Regions from separate parts of the Homo sapiens genome. Here all the other regions are linked to region 3. Evidence: chromatin loops called from intact Hi-C (ENCODE). Cell type or tissue: psoas muscle. All regions are shown on one strand.

The links. Peaks named below come from ENCODE experiments on the same cell type or tissue, not always from the same donor. Only the 100,000 strongest peaks of a DNase experiment are listed, where the experiment ranks them.
Region 1: a loop joins it to region 3, with 4 times the contacts of the local background. A loop is called at or near these places in 82 of 110 quality-filtered maps.
Region 2: a loop joins it to region 3, with 3 times the contacts of the local background. A loop is called at or near these places in 33 of 110 quality-filtered maps.

Annotation. Positions count from the first base shown.
Region 1 is chr9:134,171,251-134,173,750 of GRCh38, forward strand. It overlaps LOC124902297 (a long non-coding RNA gene), which reads right to left and starts at 775. Exons shown (of 2, transcript XR_007061834.1): 1 at 511-775. In psoas muscle, no CTCF peak of the experiment used is centred here; DNase peaks (open chromatin) are centred at 741 and 1,311; H3K27ac peaks cover 803 bases.
Region 2 is chr9:134,412,780-134,415,279 of GRCh38, forward strand. All of the region lies in intron 4 of RXRA (retinoid X receptor alpha), which reads left to right. Among named protein-coding and RNA genes, the nearest start is that of MIR4669, 35 kb to the left of the region's middle. In psoas muscle, no CTCF peak of the experiment used is centred here; DNase peaks (open chromatin) are centred at 1,242 and 1,582; H3K4me3 peaks cover 932 bases; H3K27ac peaks cover 2,500 bases.
Region 3 is chr9:134,328,649-134,331,148 of GRCh38, forward strand. All of the region lies in intron 1 of RXRA (retinoid X receptor alpha), which reads left to right. Among named protein-coding and RNA genes, the nearest start is that of RXRA, 3.4 kb to the left of the region's middle. RefSeq lists enhancers at 1-22, 23-952. In psoas muscle, no CTCF peak of the experiment used is centred here; DNase peaks (open chromatin) are centred at 333, 673, 933 and 1,503; H3K4me3 peaks cover 2,500 bases; H3K27ac peaks cover 2,500 bases.

The sequences.
Region 1 (2,500 bases), 160 kb before region 3:
AGATGCCTAGATTTGTGGGGTTCTTGGTATGTGCCCAGCACGCAACAGTTCCAGTTGCAGTCTGGACTCTCTCTGGCATTGTTTTTTTCAGAAGGTCATGTTTTCTGTGTGATACATAGAATACCTGCTCACTATAGAGACATTTAAAGCAACACTGAGCCGGGCGCGGTGGCTCATGCCTGTAGTTTCAGCTACTCCGGAGGCTGAGACTAGAGGATCACTTGAGCCCAGGAGTTCAAGACCAGCCAGGGCAACATAGCAAGACCCCATCTGTAAAAAATTTTTAAAATTTACCCAGGCGTGGTGGCACGCACCTGTGGCCCCAGCTACTCAGGAGGCTGAGGTGGGAGGATTGCTTGAACTTGGGAGGTCGAGGCTGCAGTGAGCTGTGGTTATGCCACTGCACTCCAGCCTGGGCGACAGAGTGAGACCCCATTTCTAAAAACAAACAACAAACTAAACGACAGGGAGAAAGAGTACAATAAAAACTAAAAAGAGCTCTAATCTTACCAATCAGCACGTGACGGGCACCACTGGCGTTTCTACGGAGGAGAGTCGTTGGCATTCCTGTGGGTTTTCTGTTTCCCATTGGGTCCAGAGTGTGGAGCAGCTCAGGGAGGCCCTGCAAGGGTGAGGGAAGGACGCAGCGTGCCTTTTTGTGTGTTCCAAGGTTTCCTGGGACTGGAAGACTCTGTCAGTGATGTGCAGGGGGAGCAGGAGGGTCCAGATAAGGCCCTTTCAGTGCTGTGTATCGAAGGCCCCGAGGGTTTACAATGGGATGTTTCCCTGCATGCAGATGCCTTCCCCGTCACGTCCTGGGTTCCTGAGGACCAGGCACTTTGCCCGAAGTACACAGTTACTGTGGTTTCTTTTTGCCGCCCCACCCCCCCGCCCCCAGCACTATTATGAAATGGATATTGGCCTTGAAGTAGATGGTGTCTTAGGAAGGAGAAAAAACATTTCCCTTCACAGTGCCTGTGGTGACCTCTGGGCAGAGTGGTAACCGCCCTGCCTGGCAGGCCCAGGACTCCCTGGATTTCTCCGACTCTGCAGGGATGCCCCCATGGCCTCCCAGTCAAGCCTGCTCAAGGGGCTGCCGTTCCCTGCTTCTGCAGAGAGGGTGATGACTGTCTAGGGGGAGAAGACCTCTTCTCAGGGCTCAGGGGCCTCTATTAATAAAGTGACTGCTGACCCCGGACGTACGGGAGGGAGGAGGGGATGGAACGTTCCCAGGGTTGGCGTTTGGCCGGAGACGCTTCTTGCCTGACCCAGTGCTGGCCTCCTGAGCATTCCGGTTCTGCCCTGGACCCCGAGGCTCCGATGGGCCGGAAGCCCTGCATGGACCAAGTGCTGGGGCTCCCCTTCCTCAGGGACATAAATCTCCCTGGACTGGCTCCCTGCGAGCGTCCTGAGGGCCTGAAAGAAGGAGGGACGGAGCCTCAGGCCTATGGGACCAGGAGGGACTCAGACATAGGCCATCGACCCTCCAGGAGCTGGCTCACAGCTGTTCTGGAAACTTCTCAGGCTGCACATGATCCGGCTCTGCCTCTAGACCCCAGAGGCAGCCCGCAAGAGGGCTCTTGCTGTAGTTCGCTCGCGTTCGGTTGTTTCCATGGGTGTTAGTGGGTGTGGGCTGGGGACAGGCAAGAGGACAAGTCCTCTCCACCATCAGAAGCCCGGCCTGTGCTGCAGAGACAGGAGGATGTGGTACAGGCCAGTGAGCCCAGCTCGTGTGTCTTAGTTTAGCCACTCACAGACCCCCGTGCAGTTCTCTGGGGCTGAGGTCCTCGGTACCCCAGGAGGGGAGGCAGGCGATTTTAACAAGTCATTCTAAGGACAGCACGGCTGGCAAGAGGTGGCCACTGCTGTTGCCCGGACGGACAGGTGAGAAACCCAGGGCACAGAGAGGCCACTTGCCGGCCCTACGCCACACAGGGAGTGCGGAATGACTTTGGGATAACTCCACACACACCGCGGCAGCCCCTACTTACGAGAACTTTGCGGCAACCTTGAGTGTGGGTTCTAAGCAGAAAGAGAGGCCAGGCTTCAGGGACGGGTGGTGCCACCAGGAGGGGCTTTTCTGGTCTGACAGGCCGAGTGGGGCCGGGGCCTTCGGGAGGGAGGCCGGGGCCTGCGCGGTCACCGCTGTGCCAAGGAAGAAGGCACTCCAGGCAGGGATCTGGCCCAGGCAGAGGCCCCGGGAGGGCTGCTGGTGAGGCTGCGGGGTTGGGGCTGGAGTAGGAGGTAGAATCTTCTTGGGACTGGCCCAAAAGATGTCACAGCACCAAAGTGTGGGCCAGCCTCGGGGGTCCCTCCAGGTGACATTTCAGTGCCCCAGGAGAGACCACCTCGGAGACTTGGCCCCGCAAGGCCCTAGCGCACACTGGCGGGGAGAGGCTGCCTGTTCTCCCTGCGGTAAACGCCCCGGGCCGACAGACTGGGCCGAGTCCCGTGGGCCTGGGGTCGCTTTGGTGGGTGCCCTCCCCTGCCTCGGCATTTG
Region 2 (2,500 bases), 84 kb after region 3:
CAGTCCGATGGAAAAGACCTAGCTTCCACCCAGGGTCGTCGGGGGAGACATTGGTCTAGAGGGGGCAGTGGCTGTCCCCCATTCTGCTTCCTCCTCCTCCCTCAGGAAGGCTGCTTCCCATTTCCTTCCTGCCTGCCTTTGCTTCCTGTGCCCACCCTCCAGCTCTGAAGGACTGGGTGTGGAAACAGCAGGGTCTGGCGTGTGTGCACCTATGTGTGCACGTGTGTGCATGTGCGTGCACTGCAGGGATGTGGCTGACCCACAGGTCTCTGCTGTGGGAAGGGAGCCCCGGCTGGGCTCGAGTGTGGCCCTCTTGCCTTCTGGCCTGTGAACTGGGCAAGTGACCTTGCCTCGCCCAGTCCTCAGGTTCCTCATCTGTGATGGGCTGGGGGCATCAGGAAGACCCCTGCGAGCTTGGGGGTGGATGAGAGTGCTGTGCGTGGCTGGTGGTGGGGTTGGAGAGCAGTGGTCACGTGTGGGTGTGGGTGTGGTATGTCTGTGTGGTGTATGGGTGTGCGTGTGGTGTGTGTGTGATATGTCTGTGGTGTGGTATGTGTGGTGTGGTATGTCTCTGTGTGTCTGTGTGTGTATGTCTGCATGGTTTGTGTGCACGTGTGTGTGCATGGTTCTCGTGTTCTGATGCCTTGCTCTAGGTTGAAGCCCTGGAGGGAAGGTAAGTCACTCCCTTTAGAGACTCTAGCTTGCTGTGTGGCCTCTGGCGCTGCTCTCTGGGTCTCTGTCTCCCCACCCTTAAGAGGAGGCCAGAATGGTTTGGTGGAGTTCGGTCCTGCCTGTCTTGGGCCCAGCCCTGGGCTGCACAAGGGACGGAGGAAGGACTCAGCCATTGCCACTACCCAAGCCAGAGGAGCCAGTGGGCCTGGGGATGCCCCTCGGCTCCGACATGCCTGCCTCGGAGCTGTCTGCCCTTCCCCAGACCCCCTCCCTCCTGCTTGACCCTGAGGGGCTGTGGCAGGTCGGAGATGTCCTTTGCTTCTGAGGGGCTGCTGCACCCTGAGTCCTAGGCCAGCTTGTCTCTGGGGGCCTGGGACCCCAGTGATGCTGGGGAGGGTCCGCCTGGGCAGGAGTCTCAGGTCTTCCTGGGAGGACTGGGCTGCGGTGTGTGAGTCTCCTCTGCCTCTGAGCAGCCTCCCCCGTGCCTCCACTCTGCCTCCTCCAGCCGCCACGCTCTGGTCTGGAGGGTAAAGAGGCTCTGTGTTTACAGACACCTCCCGCCCGGCCTCCGGCGCCAGCGGAACATGAGTCAAGCATGACTTCGTCTAGAAGGTGATTGTGCTGGCAAAGCATAAATCCCGGCCCCTCCTGCCCCCCAGCCTATAAATAAAGCGATCATATTTATAATGATGCTGGGCAGAGCTGCCAGGCCCTTCACAGCTTCAAAGTGCTTCACAAAACACTCGCTAATTAATTCTCGGCTGCCCTGGCGGAGGAGGCAGGTGCCAAGGAGCCCAGCTCCAGGCACCTGGGGAGAACTGGCAGCAAGGCCCCTCGCTCAGGGCCACCCTTGTCTGGGGCTCCCCATGCCCTGGGGCTACCTCTGAGCAGGAGAAAATCCCTGGCACCGGGCCGGGCTGGCGCGTGGGGTGGGAGGCTCCGGTGACAGCTCTGAGCACCTCCAGGCCCCCCGTGTGCTGGCGCTTCCTCTTGGAGCCATCCTGGGGGTGGGCGCTGTCATTTTCATCTTACGGATGAGGGAGCCGAGGCACAGAGAGGTCAGGGGACTTGGCCGGGGCCACACGGCTGCTTGGGCTGTGGCAGGCTAGCAGGCTCTGTGGGGCTGGGGTTGTCGGATCCCAGGGCCTGCAGCTTTAGGCTGCTCACTGTCTTGAGCGCTCAGCCCTGCCCCTTTGGCTCTCAGAGCCTCAGCTTCCCCACTGGGAAGACAGCAGTGCCAGCTATGTCTTGGCACTGAGACTTTAGAATTCTGCCCTTGCTGCCCATCCTTAGGGTCTCAGGGACCTGGGCCAGTGGAGGTGCCGTACCCCTCAGCTCAGATGCTGGCTGAGATCTGCGTGTGCGGGGGCTTCCTGCCCCGGGGGCTGCTCAGCGTGGGTGGGGTCGGCTCTATAGGCTCAGGACCCTGTATGGAGGGTCGTGTCAGTAGTGACCCCGCCCCGGATGAGCACCGCCCTCTGGAGGGCTCATGGAAGTCCCATGTGGGGGCTGACCGGAGCCTTCTGCAGCCTCTGCCAGACCCTTGCCATTTGCCCACCAGCCCTGCTCCCCATCCTGCCCCCACCCACCATCAGGTTTCCAGTAGGGCCAGGCCTGTGCATGCCGACTGCGGGGTCCCTGGCTGGCTCCTCTGCCTGGTTGGTGTATCCTGAAGCTGGGGATGGGCCTCCCCGCCTGAGTCTCCCTGTGTGGGCGGAAGTCCCTCGCTCAAGCCAGTGGGCCATGCAGGAAACTGTTGGCACAGGGTGGCTGAGAGGCATCCACGTGGGGCTGTTACAGAGCTGTGGCGGCATGAAGGGAATCAGGG
Region 3 (2,500 bases):
GCGGCTACTTTTCTAAGCCCTTTTGTCAACACAGCCTAATCCCTCCTCGGGGTGAGTGGTGGTGGAGGGCCTGGCTTGTCTTGGCCCGGCTGGCCGACCGGTCAGACCTGGAGCTGCTGGGGAGACTCGGCCACCCCTTACAGCTGCCCAGCCGCTTTTGGGGTCTGGGGTAGAGAGGGCTTCCTCCTCCCAGCATTCACTACCGCTGGGCTTGGTGGGCAGGGAGAGGATCCCAGTCGGTGTCCACCGAGCCGCTCAGTGAGGGCAGGGATGAGTGCAGCGTCCAGATCTGGAAGGAAAGCAAGGCCGAGGGACTCGCCAGAGGCAGCCCCAGCTTCCTGGCCCTGCTGCCCGGGGCTGGCCGCGCTCCCACGCCTGCCGGGGAGAAGGCCCCCGCTGGCCTTATCCTGAATGGTGGGACTCAGGCGGAGTCCACAGAGTCCAAAGGTCTCAGACCACACCAGACCCCATGCGCCTGTGGAGAGACCCGGTGGCAAAGCTGTAGGCCCGCTGACCACTCTTGGAGTTGGGGCACTTGGGGGCCTGGGTGAGCTTGCAGCCTGTGTGAGGGGCTTCTGGTAACATCAGAGCCCTTGGGACCCAAAATAGAGCACATTCCGGGGCCTCCCGAAATAACAGGGTCATGTGACTCTCAGGAGGCTGGGCTTGGAGTCCCGCTCGGGCCTGACGAGGGCGTCTTTTAGCGCGGGCGCTGCCCGACGGCAGGGTGTTTGTTTTGGTAAACTCTGGAGGGGCCCTGTTTGTTGACTGGGGAGGTGTCAGGGAGAGAAAAATGGCCCAGTCCGATGGTGGCCCTGGCTTGCTAGCCTCCAACCTTGCCTAGGGCTGGCTGCTGGGCCTGGACCCGAGCATGCAGCTGTGACCCTCTGCCCAGATGTGGATGGGACGAGCTGGGCCCCTAGGAAGGGCTGGTGGGGGGCGGGTGCTCTGAGTCCCTTGGGGTGTGGGGTGCAGGTTGAGCCGGCAGCCCTGGTCACGCGGGCAGCTGCTGTGACTGGCTCCCGGCTCTGCCAGCACCTGGTGGTTCTTCCAGCTGTGCCTGTCCTTCAGGGCCTGTGGGGGGCTCACCTCCACCAGGAGGCCCCTCTGACTGCCCTCTCTTGGCCCCTGCCCCATCTCCCCCGTGGCTGTGTGGGAGGTCGCTGTCAGTGGTCTTTGTTTCCTCCCCTGGGAAAGGGTGCCTGCAGGATTTGCTGTGGAATTACTGTGGGAACAGGGGGTACTCAGGGGTGTGCCCCTCTGCCCCTGGGGCCTGGTCGTGCATGTGGCAGGGGGCTCTGGCATCAGGAGAGGGTGGGACAGACCTCAGCTGCATGGAAGGTGGTGTGGGGGCGGGGTGAAAGCTTTACAGGTCCACCCAGTGCCAGTGGAGGCTGCCTGGGGAGTTTCCTTTCTTGGGTGACGTTTGGTTTTGCCATGGGTCAAATGTTTCAGGGCTGGGACCTCGAGTGGTGAGCAATGCCTGTCCTCTGGAGAAGAGGGCACAGCTGTCCCAGCAGACACAGGGCAGAGGCCCTCCCCAACCCCCAGCTGGCTCAGGGCTGGGACACTGTCCCTGGGACCCGGGCTTTGCAAGCCAAGACCTGCCCCTCCTTCCCTTCTCTGCCAGGCTTGAGTTTGTGTTTTTTAGCTGGCTTTGGTGGCCAGGGCCTTGGGTTGGCCTGTTAACTGGTGTGTTTTCATAGGAATTGGCCATTTGCTGGGCTAGGGATGAGGCTGGGGTCTAGGGCCACAAGGGCCTGGGGGGCTGGCCTGTGGCTGTTGGGGGCTGGTGTCCATTTGGGGGTCACCTTCCAGACCTTTGTCCTGAGATTCTTAAGCTGATCAGTTTCAGGGTGCTATGGTGTGGGTAGAGGGGTCACCCTCCTCCCCCCTGCACCTTGCCCACCTGCCTGTATGTTTCCATTTTATAGGGTGCAGCTCTGTCTTTCATCCTTCCTTCCTCTCCTCTGCCCCCTCCCATTCAGGGCCTTTGTTACCTGCAGGATGGAGGTGGTGGTGGTTTTGCAGGGATCAGCACCTTCCCAGGAAGAGGTTCTGACAGGTGGTGTCCCATTGCTGGGCGGGTGGTCAGGCCACCTGGGGTTGGGCCTTCTGTCCTCGCTGCCTGCCTGGTCTGCTCTTTGGCCTCTTGGGGCTTTGGCTGTCCATCTGAAAAATGGACATACTCATTGGCTCTTCCAAATGCTGGAGAAGGCAGCCTGGTGTGTTGTAGGCTGGCTGGGAGTTTGGGGAGTCTGTTTGTGGGGCGTTTCCCCTATCCTGTGGCTAGGTCCTCTCTGTGCCTCCTGCCTGGGTCAGGTGGGGCCAGGTTTCCAGCACTGGACCAGAACAGGCCATGATGGTCGCTGGGGGCTGTCAGGTGTAGAGGAACAGACTCAGGAATAGAGGACATCGGGGACACTGAGGTAGCCCTTTCTGTGGATATAGGCCTGCCACAGGAGAGCGCTCGCTGCTGCTGGGTCCTTGGGACCAGCCC